2 separate regions of the Homo sapiens genome follow, and region 2 is linked to region 1. A link is an interaction called in ENCODE POLR2A ChIA-PET data of the cell type or tissue named here. Cell type or tissue: A673. All regions are shown on one strand.

Region 1 (8,000 bases):
AAGTGAAATAAGCCACGCAAAGAAAGACAAATACCACATGGTCTCCCTTACGTGTGGACTCTAAAAAAGTCAAACTTACAGTGGGGTACGGTGGCTCACACCTATAATTCCAGCACTTTGGGAGGTGGAGGTGAGGAAACTGCTTGAGCAAGACCACGTCTCTATGCAGAATTTAAAAATTAGCCAAGTGTGTTGGCATGTGCCTGTAGTCCCAGCTACTTGAGAAGCTGAGGTAAGAGGACAGCTTGAGCCCAGGAAGTAGAGGCTGCAGTGAGCCAAGATCACGCCACTGCCTTTCAGCCTGGGTGACAAAACAAGACCCTGTCTTTAAAAAAAAAAAAAAAAAAAAAAAAGGCCTGGCACAGTGGCTCACACCTGTAATCCCAACACTTTGGGATGCCGAGGCGGGTGGATCACGAGGTCAAGAGATCGAGACCATCCTGGCCAACATGGTGAAACCCCATCTCTACTAAAAATACAGAAAATTAGCTGGGCATGGTGGCGTGCACCTGTAGTCTCAGCCTGAGGCAGGAGAACTGCTTGAATCCAAGAGGCGGAGGTTGCAGCGAGCCAAGATTGGGCCTTTGCACTCCAGCCTGGTGACAGAGCGAGACTCTGTCTCAAAAAAAAAATAAATAAATAAGTCTAACTTATAGAAAAAGAGAGTAGAATGTTGGTTACCAAAGGCTAATGTTGGTTACTGAAAAGTAGAATGTTGGTTACCAAAGGGTTGAGGGAGAGAGGAAATGTTGGGTCAAAAGGTATAAAGTTTCAGTTAGATAGAGGGAAATGTTTTGAGATCTATTGCACAGCAGGGTAACTACAGTCAATAATAATGTATATTTCAAAATAGCTGAGAGTAAATTCAAATATCTTAACATGAAAAAGATATGATATATGTTAATTAGCTTGATTTAATCATTCCATATTGTGTAAATATATTAAAACATCACATTGTACCCTATAAATATATACAGTTATGATGTCGATTAAAAATAATATAAATTTTTAAAATGTCTTTAAAACATTAAAAAACTTTGTAGTATCACAAATAAAACAGAGGGCAATTCTATACTCATATACTTTTGATTAAAACAATGCATTTAAAGCATTCTCAGTTAAAACAGCAAGAATAATCTCATTAAACCTTTTAACCACTCCAGCAGGTACCACTGTTATTCTAATTTACAAAGGAGAAAACTGACAATTAGAAACTTTTCCAAAGAGACCAAAGTAGCTGATGGCTAGGCCAGGTCTAGCAAACATATAACTTGACACATAATAATAGCTCAATAAATGGAAGTCATAATTATTTTTCAACTACTAGATCAATCTCAGGATTAAGAGAGAAGGAAATCATTCTAGAGCCATTTTCTATTTGAAAAAAAAAGTAGAAGAAAATAGAAATATGCTCAAAATAGAAGAGTAGTTGAGTAAAGAAAAATCTTCTGAATGGGAATTAGAGAGTAAAACATATATAATTTTCCAACGCTAAAAGAAAAAAAGACACTATTATATGATCAATCCATAGCCAGAAAGGCAGAAAAAGCAGGAACAGAAACAGATGCATGCAACAGCCTTTTACTAAACCCAAAGGAGACTTTGGATATCTATTATCTATAATCTATTATAGATAGGTAGATAATAGATATCTATATATTATGTATCTCTAACCTGTTATCTCCCTCCCTCTGTCCCTCCCCAAGGAAGACTTTGTCTCTAAAGCATTTAGAATCATATAAAAAATTAACCTTAAATCTAAGACAAAGGGGATATGGATTAAATTAAGCATGTTTAATAATAGTTAAGTTTGGAAAAGTTATTTTATTCCCAGGTGCTTTTAATTCTGAAAATTTGTCTCTAATTGTATATTTATAAATACAGTGGTTAATAATTTTAGTTTCTTCTCATGCTCAGCTATTTTTACATTTTTTAAATAATAGTTTTGTTATATTCTTAATTATCCGTTCCAGAAATATGGCTATCTGGATCACAAAGCCATTTACAAGGTACTGCCATCCATCTGGTAATGGTAGGAGGAAATAAACGTTTTGAGTTCTGACTTTTCAACGTCCACCTTTTATATAAGAACAGAAATGCCAAGCATACAAAAAAGTGTACTGAATGGTGAAAGATTAGAGTACACAGCAGAGGCTAAAGTCTATGTTCCAGGGACACAGTCAACACTTGATAAATGTTTGTTGGCACAGGGAGGGAGGGAGGGAGGGAGGGAGGAAGGGGTAGGAAAAAGAAAGGAGATTCAAAGGAGATAACCACACACAGAAATTCCGAGATGGAAAGGGGAAGTTAAGAAGTTTAATTAGAATGTGTATTTTGTGTAAGTAAGGCAATATGTGCCAAGAGAGGTGTGGTCAAACACTTACCTTAACCCATTAGGGAACAACTTCTTGTAGTCAACATTTATTATACTGATATTGTTTTTAGCAAGGGTTTCAATGGATACTAAACGGCCCACATGCTGAAAACCAGGAGCCACGGACCTGACGTATTGCCTATCATGAGCTGGCAACCAAAAAATCTCTAAGGAGAAACAAGAAGTCCCTCAGTAGATAATCAGCTATCCAGGTACGAACAGCCCCATAGAGAATGGAGGGAGCTCCATTCCAGCACAGGTAGTATTCTACAGAGAGTAGAGAGAGAGAGTCTAGTCCTTGGTGAAAGAGTCAACATGGGCTAGTATTTTCTTTGTTTTGTTTTGTTTTTGAGATGGAGTCTCGCTCTGTCGCCCAGGCTGGAGTGCAGTGGCACAATCTTGGCTCACTGTAAGCTCCGCCACCCGGGTTCATACCATTCTCCTGCCTCAGCCTCCCAAGTAGCTGGGACTACAGGCGCCCGCTACCACACCCGGCTAATTTTTTGTATTTTTATTGTATTTTGTATTTTTAGTAGAGATGGTGTTCCACCGTATTAGCCAGGATGGTCTCGATCTCCTGACCTCATGATCCGCCCGCCTCGGCCTCCCAAGTGCTGGGATTACAGGCGTGAGCCACCGCGCCCAGCCCTGGGCTAGTATCTTCTAATGAACTCTTATAATGGGGCTTTCACTAGGGCTACTCTGGAGCTGAGTTTTCTCATGACCTCTCCATTTACCAGTTAACATCAAGTGTCAAGGGCCTACTGTGTACACAAAGACTCATACAAGCAAAGTAGATTAGTTGATAGATATGGGTGAATAGTGAGAATCAAAAACATCTTTCTGGTTAATGATGTTAAAAATCATCTTTGAGGCTGGGTGTGGTGGCTCATGCCTGTATTCTTAGCACTTTGGAAGGCCGAGGCAAGAGGATCCCTTGAGCCCAAGAGTTTGAGACAGGCCTGGGCAACATAGGGAGGCCCTGCTTCTATTTTATTTAAAAAAAATCATCTTTGAGAGGAGTCATTTCCTGCCAACAGAGATGCTATTATGACTCATCTATGAAATACTTCCATTTGTAAAAAGACTTATAATTGTTTCACTCACAGCACTCCCATATTCTGAGAATTTATGGGATTTGGAACAACTGACTGCCCAAATGCAGAGTTGCTTCTGAAAAACATTACGAGCAAATCTCTGCTCAAATAAGAACCAGCTCTCCTTTCTATATCATTCATCATGCCAAGTCTTCAAAGCCTTAATGTTACCCAGGCTCTTTCTAATGGATCTATGTTGGTGTGGTGCAGGTCACATTAGATAGTTATTACACATATTCCTCTTTAACAGGGTGCTGACATTTCATTTGGTTTGGAATAGCAAACAGCCTCAATGATTTTCCCCACTGAGATAAATTTAACTGGGTCATTCCTAGATTACCACATGTAGCTGTATAAGTAACAATCTTCATTTCCATAGGAAGTAAAATTACTTAAGGATCCCAGGGTAGATGTACAAGGTAGGTCAAGTTCAACTACTGTGCTCCTAGGACATGCTACCCACCTCCCAACCTATGTCATAAATACTGAGATAGACTTACCAGATGTTGCTCGATTTTAGAGGCAAGGATCACGCTTACTACTTGGCGGACAAATGTGTGTCTGAGAGGATGTTTTGGTGGAGGGCGATGAAGATCAAATATCACAAATTTTCTTTCCTTCTCTGCAAGTGTCAATAAATCAGCTAGTGTTGGAATTGACTGATTTCTTGCTCTTTCTTTATCTGCCTCTGATAGAGGTTTCATATTGTAAAATGGCCTGAGCTAGAAACAAATACATCAAAAAATACATAAAAGCACTTTCCAGTTCTCCTACTATGTAGCCACACATCCAGCTCTACCTCAGTTGCTCCATTATCATTCAATCCATCAGGCCCTCTGAAGTACTAATCCTAGAAAACAGGTGACAAGGAGAGAAATAAAATGTAATCATCATCAATAATTACAGTGTTTGGAATGGTCTCTTCTATATCCTACAACCTGTTGTATTTGCACTGAAGGTCATGTTCTTATCCTGACCTTCCTTTCCAGCCTTCTCTCCCATAAGTCAAGATAATACATCCCTTTTCAGTCACGCTGGCTTCCTACATGGGCTCCCGCTATTCTAGTTTTGTGTAATAGGAAGAACACATGCTTTGGCTTCAACTGAATTTAATACCAGCTCTACCCCTCCCTTGACTTCCTTGCCATATCCACTTGTTAAAATCCTACCCTTCAAATGCTATTTCCCTCATGAAGCTTTCCTTTAATCTTCCTGAACTAAAGAGACTTCAAGGCTGGTGCTGTGATCATGCCTTTAATCCCAGCAGGCTGAGGCAAAAGTATCACTTGAGGCCAGGAGTTCGAGGCCAGCCTGGGCAACATAGTGAGACCCTTGTCTCTACAAAAAAATTTTAAAATAGCTGGGTGTGGAGATACATGCCTGTAGTCCTAACTACTAAGGAGGCTAAGGCAGAAGGATTACTTGAGCCCAGGAGTTTGAGGCTGCAAGTGAGCTATGATTGTGCCATTGCACTACAGCCTGGGCAATAGAGTGAGGCCCTGGGCAATAGAGTGAGGCCCTATCTCTAAAAAAATCAATAAATAAAGAGACTTCAATGGCTTTGAAGCCCAATGGCCCATTTTTATGCCTCTGTATGTCTCATTCATATATAGCTAATGTATGTAAAAATAGCTAAGCATGAGAAGAAACTAAAATTATTAACGACTATATTTATAAATATACAATTAGAGACAAATTTTCAGAATTAGAATTTGGACATGTCTTAGTACATTAAAGTTCAATCCTGGCTCACTATGCTTCTTGCTATGCAACCTTGGTAATAAAACCATTTAAATTCTCCAAGTCATCATTGCCCAAATTATAAAATAGAGGAGAGGAAGAATAACCTATATATTTCTTAGGATTATTTTGAAGATTAAATATGATAAAAATATTTACAGGGTCTGGGAGTATGTCTGGTACATAGATAGAAAAGTATACAATTCACATTAGTTCCTTCACTCTCTGCTGACTCTACTGGAGTGTAACTCCCTCTTGGTGGGAACTGTCATACATTCTTTGAAACGCACAGCATTTCACCTAACACATGGGAGAACACACATATGTTTGCTACATTAAATTTAATAGATGGCAACTTTGATAATCACTTGCCATTTTTTAGATCATTTGAGTGAAGGCAGTGATAAAAGGCTACCTCCCAGGAGAAGGAAGTAGCAGAAGGAAGAAGTCACATTTTCTTAAGACTCAAGTAATCTCTCTTTTTCTCTACACAACTTTATCTTCATTCTCTTTCATACCTCTCCTATTTCTTCTTCTTCTTCCTTTGACCTAAATAAGCTGCCTTTTTAAACATTTTTCTCAGGAAAGAAACAATCACATTGCACAGTATCTCCGGAAAATTGCTAGGCCAGAAGGCAGATCATTGCTAGGCCAGAAGGCAGATCTAAACCATGGTTTAGATCTGATTGAAAGCTACAACTAATGGTTTTCTTAATTCTCAGGACAATAGAAATATGCTTCAGAATTCAAGATTTTGTTAGCTACTACCAGACCTAAACCAACTGGTTCACTTAACTATTAAACCTTCTTGTGAGAAAAATTGTTAAAAGAATTTATGGGAAAGACCAACACAAGACCAAAAATTCAAAATAGCAAAGATGGTAAATATTTAATCAATATAAGAGTTTAAAACTAGACTCCAGTAAACTTTAAATAGTATTATGGGGGTAGGCCTAACAGCTGAAGTACATTGTGCCTCTTTAGACTTAATCAGAAAAATAAACTGGAATGGATAAATGCCTGTTTAGACTATATTCAACATGTGATTGAATGTTTTCAAAAAGCCACAGGAAGTAACAAGCTAGAAATGAAAATAAATTTCTGGTCCTCCAGATGAAACATCTGGTTCCTCAAATAAAAATAAGATTAAAAGGTCCTCTGTTCTCTGTGCCTCTGTGTAGACATATTACAAAAAGAAAGGTTATTGGAAGAACCAATGTATAATATTGGTTAAGAAATAGAAAGACAAGTCCGGGCATGGTGGCTCACGCCTGTAATCCCAGCACTTTGGAAGGCCGAGACGGGCGAATCACCTGAGGTCAGGAGTTCGAGACCAGCCTGACCAACATGGAGAAACCCTGTCTCTACTAAAAATACAAAATTTAGCCGGCTGTGGTGGCACATGCCTGTAATCCCAGCTACTTGGGAGGCTGAGGCAGGAGAATCGCTTGAACCGGGAGGCAGAGGTTGCGGTGAGCCAAGATCGCACCATTGTACTCCAGCCTGGACAACAAGAGTGAAACTCCGTCTCAAAAAAAAAAAAAAAAAAAAGAAAAGAAAGAAAGAAATAGAAGGACAATTAAACCTGTCCAATGATGCCACATCAAGGAAACATTCCACTGAATAGACGATTCTGATAAGAACTAACTGTAACTACATGTGAACAACAATACAATTTTCTTTTCTTTTTTTTTTTTTTTGAGACGGAGTCCTGTTCTGTCGCCCAGGCTGGAGTGCAGTGGTGCAATCTCAGCTCACTTCAACCTCCGCCTCCCAGGTTCAAGTGATTCTCCTGTCTCAGCCTCCCAAGTAGCTGGGATTACAGGCATGCACGATGACGCCCAGCTCATTGTTGTATTTTTACTAGAGACAGGGTTTCACCACGTTGGCCAGGCTGATCTCGAACTCCTGACCTTGTGATCCACCTGTCTCGGCCTCCCAAGTGCTGGGATTGCAGGCGTGAGCCACCATGCCCGGCCAACAATACAATTTTCTTGTTGATATGGGCACCACCACATCTACCATTAATTGCATTACTATAAAAAAATCAGATCACCAGAGTACTACAACCACTTAAGTAGTGGGAGTATCTAACAATCCTGTCTTTTTCCATGTCCCAATATAAAACTATTACTTTGAGACCATTGTCAGAAGAACATCTCTTTCTTCTCTATGGCACTTTCCCTGTACATTTATTTATTTATTTTTAATTTTTATTTTTCTTGAGTTTTGTTCTTGTTGCCCAGGCTGGAGTACAATGGCACAGTCTCAGCTCACTACAACCTCCACCTCCCAGGTTCAAGCAATTCTCCTGCCTCAGCCTCCCGAGTAGCTGGGATTACAGGCACCCACCAACATGCCCGGCTAATTTTTTTTTTTTTTTTTTTTAGTAGAGACGGTGTCACCATGTTAGCTAGGCTGGTCTCGAACTCATGACCTCTCCCCTATAAATTTAAATATTAGAGGCTGGGCAAGGTGGTTCACAGCTGTAATCCCAGCACTTTGGGAGGCCAAGGCTGGCAGATCACAAGGTCAAGAGATCGAGACCATCCTGGCCAACATGGTGAAACCCTGTCTCTACTAAAAATACAAAAAATTAGCTGGGCGTGGTGGTGTGTGCCTGTAGTCCCAGCTACTCGAGAGGCTGAGGCAGGAGAATCGCTTGAAGCCGGGAAGCAGAGGTTGCAGTGAGCCGAGATCACGCCACTGCACTCCAGCCTGGCAACAGACCGAGACTCCATCTCAAAAAAAAAAAAAAAAAAAATTAGCAAGCTACTTTGCAAAAAGAA
Region 2 (8,000 bases), 250 kb after region 1:
GGGAGTCTCTTAACACAGAATTGATCAAGCAGAAGAAAGAATTCATGAGCTTGAAGACAGGCTATTTGAAAATAGTCAAAGGAGACAAAAGAAAAAAGAATTTTTTAAAAAAGGAAGTATGATTAAAAAATCTAGAAAAGAGCCTCAAAAGGTCAAACCTAAGACTTATTGGCCATAAAAAGGAGGTCGAGAGAGAGATCTGGGTAAAAAGTTCATTCAAAGGGAAAATAATAGAGAACTTTCCAAACCTAGAAAAAGATATCAATATTCAAGTACAAGAAGGTTATAGAACACCAGGTAGATTTAGCCCAAATAAAACTACCTTGAGACATTTAATAACCAACTCCCAAAGGTCAAGGATAAAGAAAGGACCCGAAAAGCAGCAAGGGGAAAGAAACAAATAACATACAGTGGAGCTCTAATATACCTGACAGCAGGCTTTTCAGTGGAAATCTTACAAGCCAGGAGAGAGTGGCATGACAAATTTATAGTGCTGAAGGACTATACTATTCTATTTATCCTAGAATAGTATATGCAGTGAAAATATCCTTCAAATAATGAAGCAGCCTTATTCAAAATAGCCAGACAAACAAAAGCTGAGGGATTTCATCAACACCAGACTTGTCTTGTAAGAAATGCTAAAGATAGTTCTTCAATTTGAAAGAAAAGGATGTTAATGGGCTATAAGAAATCATTAGAAGCTCTCTCCTATCTCCCCTCCCTCCTCTCTCCTCTCTCCTCTCTCCTCTCTCCTCTCTCTCTCCCCTCTCCCCTCTCCCCTCTCCCCACGGTCTCCCTCTCCCTCTCTTTCCACGGTCTCCCTCTGATGCCAAGCCGAAGCTGGACTGTACTGCTGCCATCTCGGCTCACTGCAACCTCCCTGCCTGATTCTCCTGCCTCGGCCTGCGGAGTGCCTGCGATTGCAGGCGCGCGCCGCCACGCCTGACTGGTTTTCGTATTTTTTTGGTGGAGACGGGGTTTCACTGTGTTGGCCGGGCTGGTCTCCAGCTCCTAACCGCGAGTGATCCGCCAGCCTCGGCCTCCCGAGGTGCCGGGATTGCAGACGAAGTCTCGTTCACTCAGTGCTCAATGGTGCCCAGGCTGGAGTGCAGTGGCGTGATCTCGGCTCGCTACAACCTCCACCTCCCAGCAGCCTGCCTTGGCCTCCCAAAGTGCCGAGATTGCAGCCTCTGCCCGGCCACCACCCCGTCTGGGAAGTGAGAAGCGTCTCTGCCTGGCCGCCTATCGTCTGGGATGTGAGGAGCCCCTCTGCCCAGCTGCCCACTCTGGAAAGTGAGGAGCGTCTCTGCCCGGCCGCCATCCCATCTAGGAAGTGAGGAACGCCTCTTCCCGGCCGCCATCCCATCTAGGAAGTGAGGAGCGTCTCTGCCCGGCCGCCCATCGTCTGAGATGTGGGGAGCGCCTCTGCCCGGCCGCGACCCCATCTAGGAAGTGAGGAGCATCTCTGCCTGGCCGCCCCGTCTGAGAAGTGAGGAGACCCTCCGCCTGGCAACCGCCCCATCTGAGAAATGAGGAGCCCCTCCGCCCAGCAACCACACTGTCTGGGAAGTGAGGAGCGTCTCCGCCCGGCCAGCCGCCCCGTCTCAGAGGGAGGTGGGGGTCAGCCCCCCCACCCGGCCAGCCGCCCCGTCCGGGAGGGAGGTGGGGGGGTCAGCCCCCCACCCGGCCAGCCGCCCCGTCCGGGAGGTGAGGGGTGCCTCTGCCTGGCCGCCCCTACTGGGAAGTGAGGAGCCCCTCTGCCCGGCCAGCCGCCCCGTCTGGGAGGGAGGTGGGGGGGTCAGCCCCCCGCCCGGCCAGCCGCCCCGTCCGGGAGGGAGGTGGGGGGTCAGCCCCACGCCCGGCCAGCCGCCCCGTCTGGGAGGTGAGGGGCGTCTCTGCCCGGCCGCCCCTACTGGGAAGTGAGGAGCCCCTCTGCCCGGCCGCCACCCCGTCTGGGAGGTGTGCCCAACAGCTCATTGAGAACGGGCCAGGATGACAATGGCGGTTTTGTGGAATAGAAAGTGGGGAAAGGTGGGGAAAAGATTGAGAAATCGGATGGTTGCCGTGTCTGTGTAGAAAGAAGTAGACATGGGAAACTTTTCATTTTGTTCTGTACTAAGAAAAATTCTTCGGCCTTGGGATCCTGTTGATCTGTGACCTTACCCCCAACCCTGTGCCCTCTGAAACATGTGCTGTGTCCACTCAGGGTTAAATGGATTAAGGGTGGTGCAAGATGTGCTTTGTTAAACAGATGCTTGAAGGCAGCGTGCTTGTTGAGAGTCATCACCACTCCCTAATCTCAAGTACCCAGGGACACAAACACTGCGGAAGGCCGAAGGGTCCTCTGCCTAGGAAAACCAGAGACCTTTGTTCACTTGTTTATCTGCTGACCTTCCCTCCACTATTGTCCTATGACCCTGCCAAATCCCCCTCTGTGAGAAACACCCAAGAATGATCAATAAAAAAAAAAAGAAAAAAAAAATTAAAGAGACATAAATAAAAAGATATCCTATGTTTAAAAAAAAAAAAAGAAATCATTAGAAGGTACAAAACTCAATGGTAACAGTAAGTACACAGACTATTATAACACTGTAGTCATGTAGAAAGACTAAAAGATGAATCTGTCAAAAATAATAACTACAACATAGTACGATAAGATATAAATAGAAACAACAAAAAGTTAAAAGCAGGGGGATGAAGCTAAAGTGTAGAAGTTAGATGGAAATGGTGGCACACACCTGTAATCCCAGCAATTTGGGAGGCTGAGGTAGGAGGATTGCTTAAGCCTGGGAGGTCAAGGCTGCAGTGAGCCATGATCGTGTCACTGCACACCAGCCTGAGTGATAGAGTGAGACTCTGCCTCAAAAAAAAATAGAAAAGAAAAAAAATAAAGTGTAGAGTTTTTATTAGTTTTCTCTTTGCTTGTTAGTTTATGCAATCAGTGTTAAGTTGTCATCAGTTTAAAAAATGGGTTATAAAATATATGCAAGCCTCATGATAACCTCAAATCAAATACAACAGATACACAAAAAATAAAAAGCAAGATATTAAAACATACCACCAGAGAAAATCACCTTCACTAAAACAAAGACAGGAAAGAAGGAAAGAGGAAAGAGAAGACCACAAAACAACCAGAAAACAAATTTAAAAAAGACAGGAGTAAGTCTTTACTTATCAATAATAACACTGAATGTAAATGGACTAAACGCTCCAGTCAAAGACATAAGAGTGGCTGAATGGATCAAAAACAAGACCAATCATCTGTTGTCTACAAGAAACACACTTCATCTATAAAGACACACATACACTGACAACAAAGGGCTGTAAAAAGCACATGGAAATTAAAAGTTGAGTGTTGCAACAAGGAGTGGGAAACTGAAGAGTCCAGTGAGACTGTGCTAGGGTGAATTCAGTCAATCAACATATTTCACTCATCCCCTACCCTGTGTCAGTCTTATACTGGGTTCTGCAGATACAGAGATGGATCACGAACATTCCCTCCTCTCAAAGAGCTCAAAAGCTAGCCGGGCACGGTGGCAGGTGCCTGTAATCCCAGCTACTCGGGAGGCTGAGGCAGGAGAATCGCCTGAACCCGGGAGGCAGAGGTTGCAGTGAGCTGAGATCACGCCACTGCACACCAGCCTGGGCAACAAGAGCGAGACTCCATCTCACAAAAAAAACAAAAACAACAACAAAAAAAAAAACTCAAAAGCCAGTTGAGGAGACAAACACATATGCATAAATCACAGTACAATATGTTATGACCCATAAAAGGAATTAATTAAATGCAATAGGAACCCAGAGAAGAGAGCAATAATTATGTCTCTGCCCAGGGTATTAGGAGATTAAAAGATGGCATTTGAGCTGAGGTGGGTCTTTTTTTTTTTTTTTTTTTTTTAAAGACAAGGTCTCATTCTGTCGCCCAGGTTGCGGTGGCACAATCATAGCTCACTATAACCTCAAACTCCTGGGCTTAAGGTATCCTCCTTGTTATGGTTTGAATATGTGTCTCTGCCCAAATCTCATGTTCAATTGTAATTCCCAGTGTTGGAGGAGGGGCCTGGTGGGAGGTATTTGGATCTTGGGGGCAGAGTTCTCATAAATGGCTTAGAACCATCCTCCCTTGGTACTGTATAGTGATCTGATCACAAGATCTGATTGTTTAAAAGTGTATAGCACCTACCCCTGCTTTTGATCCTGCTCTGGCCATGTAAGACATTCCTGCTTCCCCTTCACCTTCCACCATGATTGTAGGTTTCCTGAAGCCTCCCAAAAAGCCGACCAGATTTCAGCACCATGCTTCCTGTACAGCCTGCAGAACTGCGTGCCCATTAAACCTCTTTTCTTTATAAATTACCCAGTCTCAGGTATTTCTTTATAGCAATGCGAGAATGGACTAATACACTCCTGCCTCAGCCTCCTGAATAGCTGGGACTACAGGTATATACCAGCATGCCTGGCTAATTTTTTAAAAATTGTGTAGAGATGGTGTCTCGCTCTGTTGCCCAGGTTGGTCTTAAACTCCTGGCCTCAAATGATCCTCCCACCTCGGCCTCCCAAGTAGCTGGGATTACAAGTGTGAGCCATTGCACTCAGTCATTTTTTTGTTGTTTTTTTTTTTTTTTGAGACAGGGTCTCTCTGTGTTGCCCAGGTTGGAGTGCAGCTGCAGTGGCGTGATCTTGGCTCACTACAACCTCCACCTCCCAGGTTTAAGCGATTCTCGTACCTCAGCCTCCCGAGTAGCTGGGATCACAGGCATGCACCACCATGCCCAGCTAATTTTTTTTTTTTTTTTTTTTTTTTTTTTTAGTAGAGACGGTTTCGCCATGTTGGCCAGGCTGGTCTTGAACTCCAGACCTCAGGCAGTCCACCTACCTCTGCCTCCCAAACTGTTGGGATTACAGACGTCAGCCACCATGCCTGGCCTGCACTCAGTCTTGAGCTGGGTCTTATAGGATGAGTTATCCTGAAAAGAAGGAAGAGAAAAAGGACTCACCACCCACAAACCTTACTGAACCGAGAGTGCGTCAGTCGTTTTGAATGTATCATTCCATTTAACCTCCACAACACCCCTATAAAATAGGTATTACTCTCTCCTTTTCACAAGTAAGGAAGCTGAGCCTCAGAAAAGGTAATGATTTGAGCATGTCTCACGATTAGGTATAGTAGAAAACAAGTTCACAGAATTCACTGTAGAAAGTATAAACTGACTGGATGTTGAGTAAGCCAGTCCATTATTTCTGTCATATTTGGTTTGATGTGTTTAAGAATATTCACTCAACAAACACTCAAAAGATTGATAATGCCAATGCTGATGAGATTGTAAGGAAATGAACACTCTCATACAATTTTGGTGGAAGTGCAAACTGACATAAATTTATCGGAAGGTACTTTGACAGCAATTAATAATATTTTTAAAAACATGCATACCCTATGACCCAGCAAAACCACTTATAGGAGTCTATCCTACAAAGAAAAAAAATAGCACAAATACATGAAGTTCAAAAATGCTTACTGCAGCACTGTAACCTCATAAATCTGGAAACAACCTGAATATCTGCTGATAGGTGAATAAGTAAATAAATAAATGATACACCCATACAACTGAATACTATGCAGGCATTAAAGGGAAATGTGTGGATCTCTATGTACTAGTGTGAAAAGATGTCCTTGATATGCTGCTAAATGTAAAACAAAAACAAGCTGCAGGTAATTTGTATAACATGATCCCATTTAAACATTTTTCTTTAGACAAAGAGTCTTGTTGCCCAGGCTGGTATCGAACTCCTGGGCTCAAGCAATCCTCCCACCTCAGCCTCCTAAGTAGCTGGGACTACAGGTACATGCCACTGCACCTGGCCCATTTTTTGTTTCTAAAAGGAACATACAAAGATGTCAGCACACCTGTTAGGATAGCTACTATTAAAAAAAAAAAAAAAAGGCAGAAAAGAACAAGCATTAGTGAAGATGTGGAGAAACTGGAATCCTTGTCCACTGTTGGTGGGAATGGAAAATGATACAGACACCATGGAAAACTATAGAAAATGTTTTCTTTACAGATTTAAAAATAGGGCCAGGCATGATGACTCACACCTGTAATTCTAGCACTTTGGGAAGCTGATGCAGGAGGATCTCTTGAGCCCAGGAGTTTGAGACCAGCCTAATCAATATAGTGAGACCCCCATCTATATACAAAATTAAAAAATTAAAAATTAGGCTGGGCGCGGTGGCTCACATCTGTAATCCCAGCATTTTGGGAGGCCAATATGGGAGGATCACAAGGTCAGGGGTTCGAGACCAACCTGGCCAACACAGTGAAACCTTGTCTCTACTATAAATACAAAAATTAGCCGGTTGTGGTGACATGCGCCTGTAGTCCCAGCTACTTGGGAGGCTGAGGCAGGAGAATCACTTGAACCTGGGAGGTGGAGTTTGCAGAGATCCAAGACCACGCCATTGCACTCCAGCCTGGGTGACAGAGTGAGACTCTGTCTCAAAAAAAAAAAAATTTTTTTTTAAATTAGAGGCCAGGTGCAGTGGCTCACACCTGTAATCCCAGCACTTTGGGAGACCAAAACGGGCAAATCATTTGAAGTCAGGAGTTCGAGACCAGCCTGGCCAACATGGTGAAACCCCATCTCCACTAAAAATACAAAAATTAGCCAGGCGCGGTGGTGCATGACTGTAATCCCAGCTACTCAAGAGGCTGAGGCAGGAGACTCACTTGAACCTGGGAGGTAGAGGTTGTAGTGAGCCAAGATCGCACAACTGCACTCCAGCCTGGGCAACAAAACAAGATTCCATCTCAAAAAAATAAAGTAAAGTAAAATAAAAATAGGATTACCATATTATCCAGCCAGTCCACTTCTGGATATATACCCAAAAGAATTGAAACCAGGGTCTCAAAGAGGTATTTGTATACCTATGTTTATAGCAGCATTATTCACAATTGCCAAAAGGTGGAAACAACCCAAGTATCCATGAAAGGATGGATGAATAAGCAAAATGTGGTATATACATACAATGGAATATTATTCAGCCTTGAAAAGGAAAGAACTTCTTGCACATGCTACAACATGAATGAACCTTGGCAATATTATGCTAAGTGAAATAAGACAGTCAAGAAATACAAACTCTATGATTCTACTTATATGAGATACCTAGAGCAGTCAAATTCATAGAGACAGAAAGTACAACGGTGGTTGCCAGGGGATGGGCTGCAGGGGAGAGAAAGGAGGTTATTGTTTAATGAGCATAGAGTTACATTTTGCAAGGTGGAAAGTATTCTGAAGATGGATGGTAGTGGTAGTTGCACAACAATGTGCATGTACTTAATACCACTGAACTGTACACTTTTTTTTTTTTTTTTTTGAGAAGGAGTCTCACTCTGTCGCCAGGCTGGAGTGCAGTGGCACCATCTCGGCTCACTGCAACCTCCGCTTCCCAGGTTCAAGTAATTCTTCTGCCTCAGCCTCCCGAGTAGCTGGGACTACAGGCGCCCACCACCATGCCTGGCTAATTTTTGTATTTTTAGTAGAGACGGGGTTTCACTCTGTTGGCCAGGATGGTCTCGATCTCTTGACTTCATGATCCACCCGCCTCAGCCTCCCAAAGTGCTGGATTACAGGCATGAGCCACCACACCTGGCCTGTATTTTTTAACTAGAAATAAAAATAGGCTGGGCAAGGTGGCTCGATCTTATAATCCCATCACTTTGGGAGGCGAGGTAAGCAGATCACTTGAGCCCAGGAGTTCAAGACCAGCCTGGTCAACACAGTGAAACCCTGGCTCTACAAAAAATACAAAAAAATTTGCCAGCGTGGTGGTGCACGCTTGTAGTCCCAGCTACCCAAGAGGCTGAGGTGGGAGGATTGTTTGAGCCTGGGAGGTAGAGGTTGCAGTGAGCCACTGCTCTCCAGCCTGGATAACAGAGCAAGAACCTGAAAAAAGAAAGAAAAGAAAAAGAAATAAAAATAAAAACTCAGGCTGAGCTCAGTGG

What was found. Peaks named below come from ENCODE experiments on the same cell type or tissue, not always from the same donor. Only the 100,000 strongest peaks of a DNase experiment are listed, where the experiment ranks them.
Region 2: POLR2A ChIA-PET joins it to region 1 with 11 read pairs; 2 of 35 experiments call an interaction of 5 or more read pairs at or near these places.

What each region holds. Positions count from the first base shown.
Region 1 is chr11:77,241,310-77,249,309 of GRCh38, forward strand. It overlaps GDPD4 (glycerophosphodiester phosphodiesterase domain containing 4), which reads right to left. Exons shown (of 17, transcript NM_182833.3): 12 at 3,972-4,193; 13 at 2,385-2,539. Among named protein-coding and RNA genes, the nearest start is that of GDPD4, 56 kb to the right of the region's middle. In A673, no CTCF peak of the experiment used is centred here; a DNase peak (open chromatin) is centred at 3,452.
Region 2 is chr11:77,488,666-77,496,665 of GRCh38, forward strand. It overlaps a transcript of PAK1 not described here. Among named protein-coding and RNA genes, the nearest start is that of PAK1, 19 kb to the left of the region's middle. In A673, no CTCF peak of the experiment used is centred here; no DNase peak of the experiment used is centred here.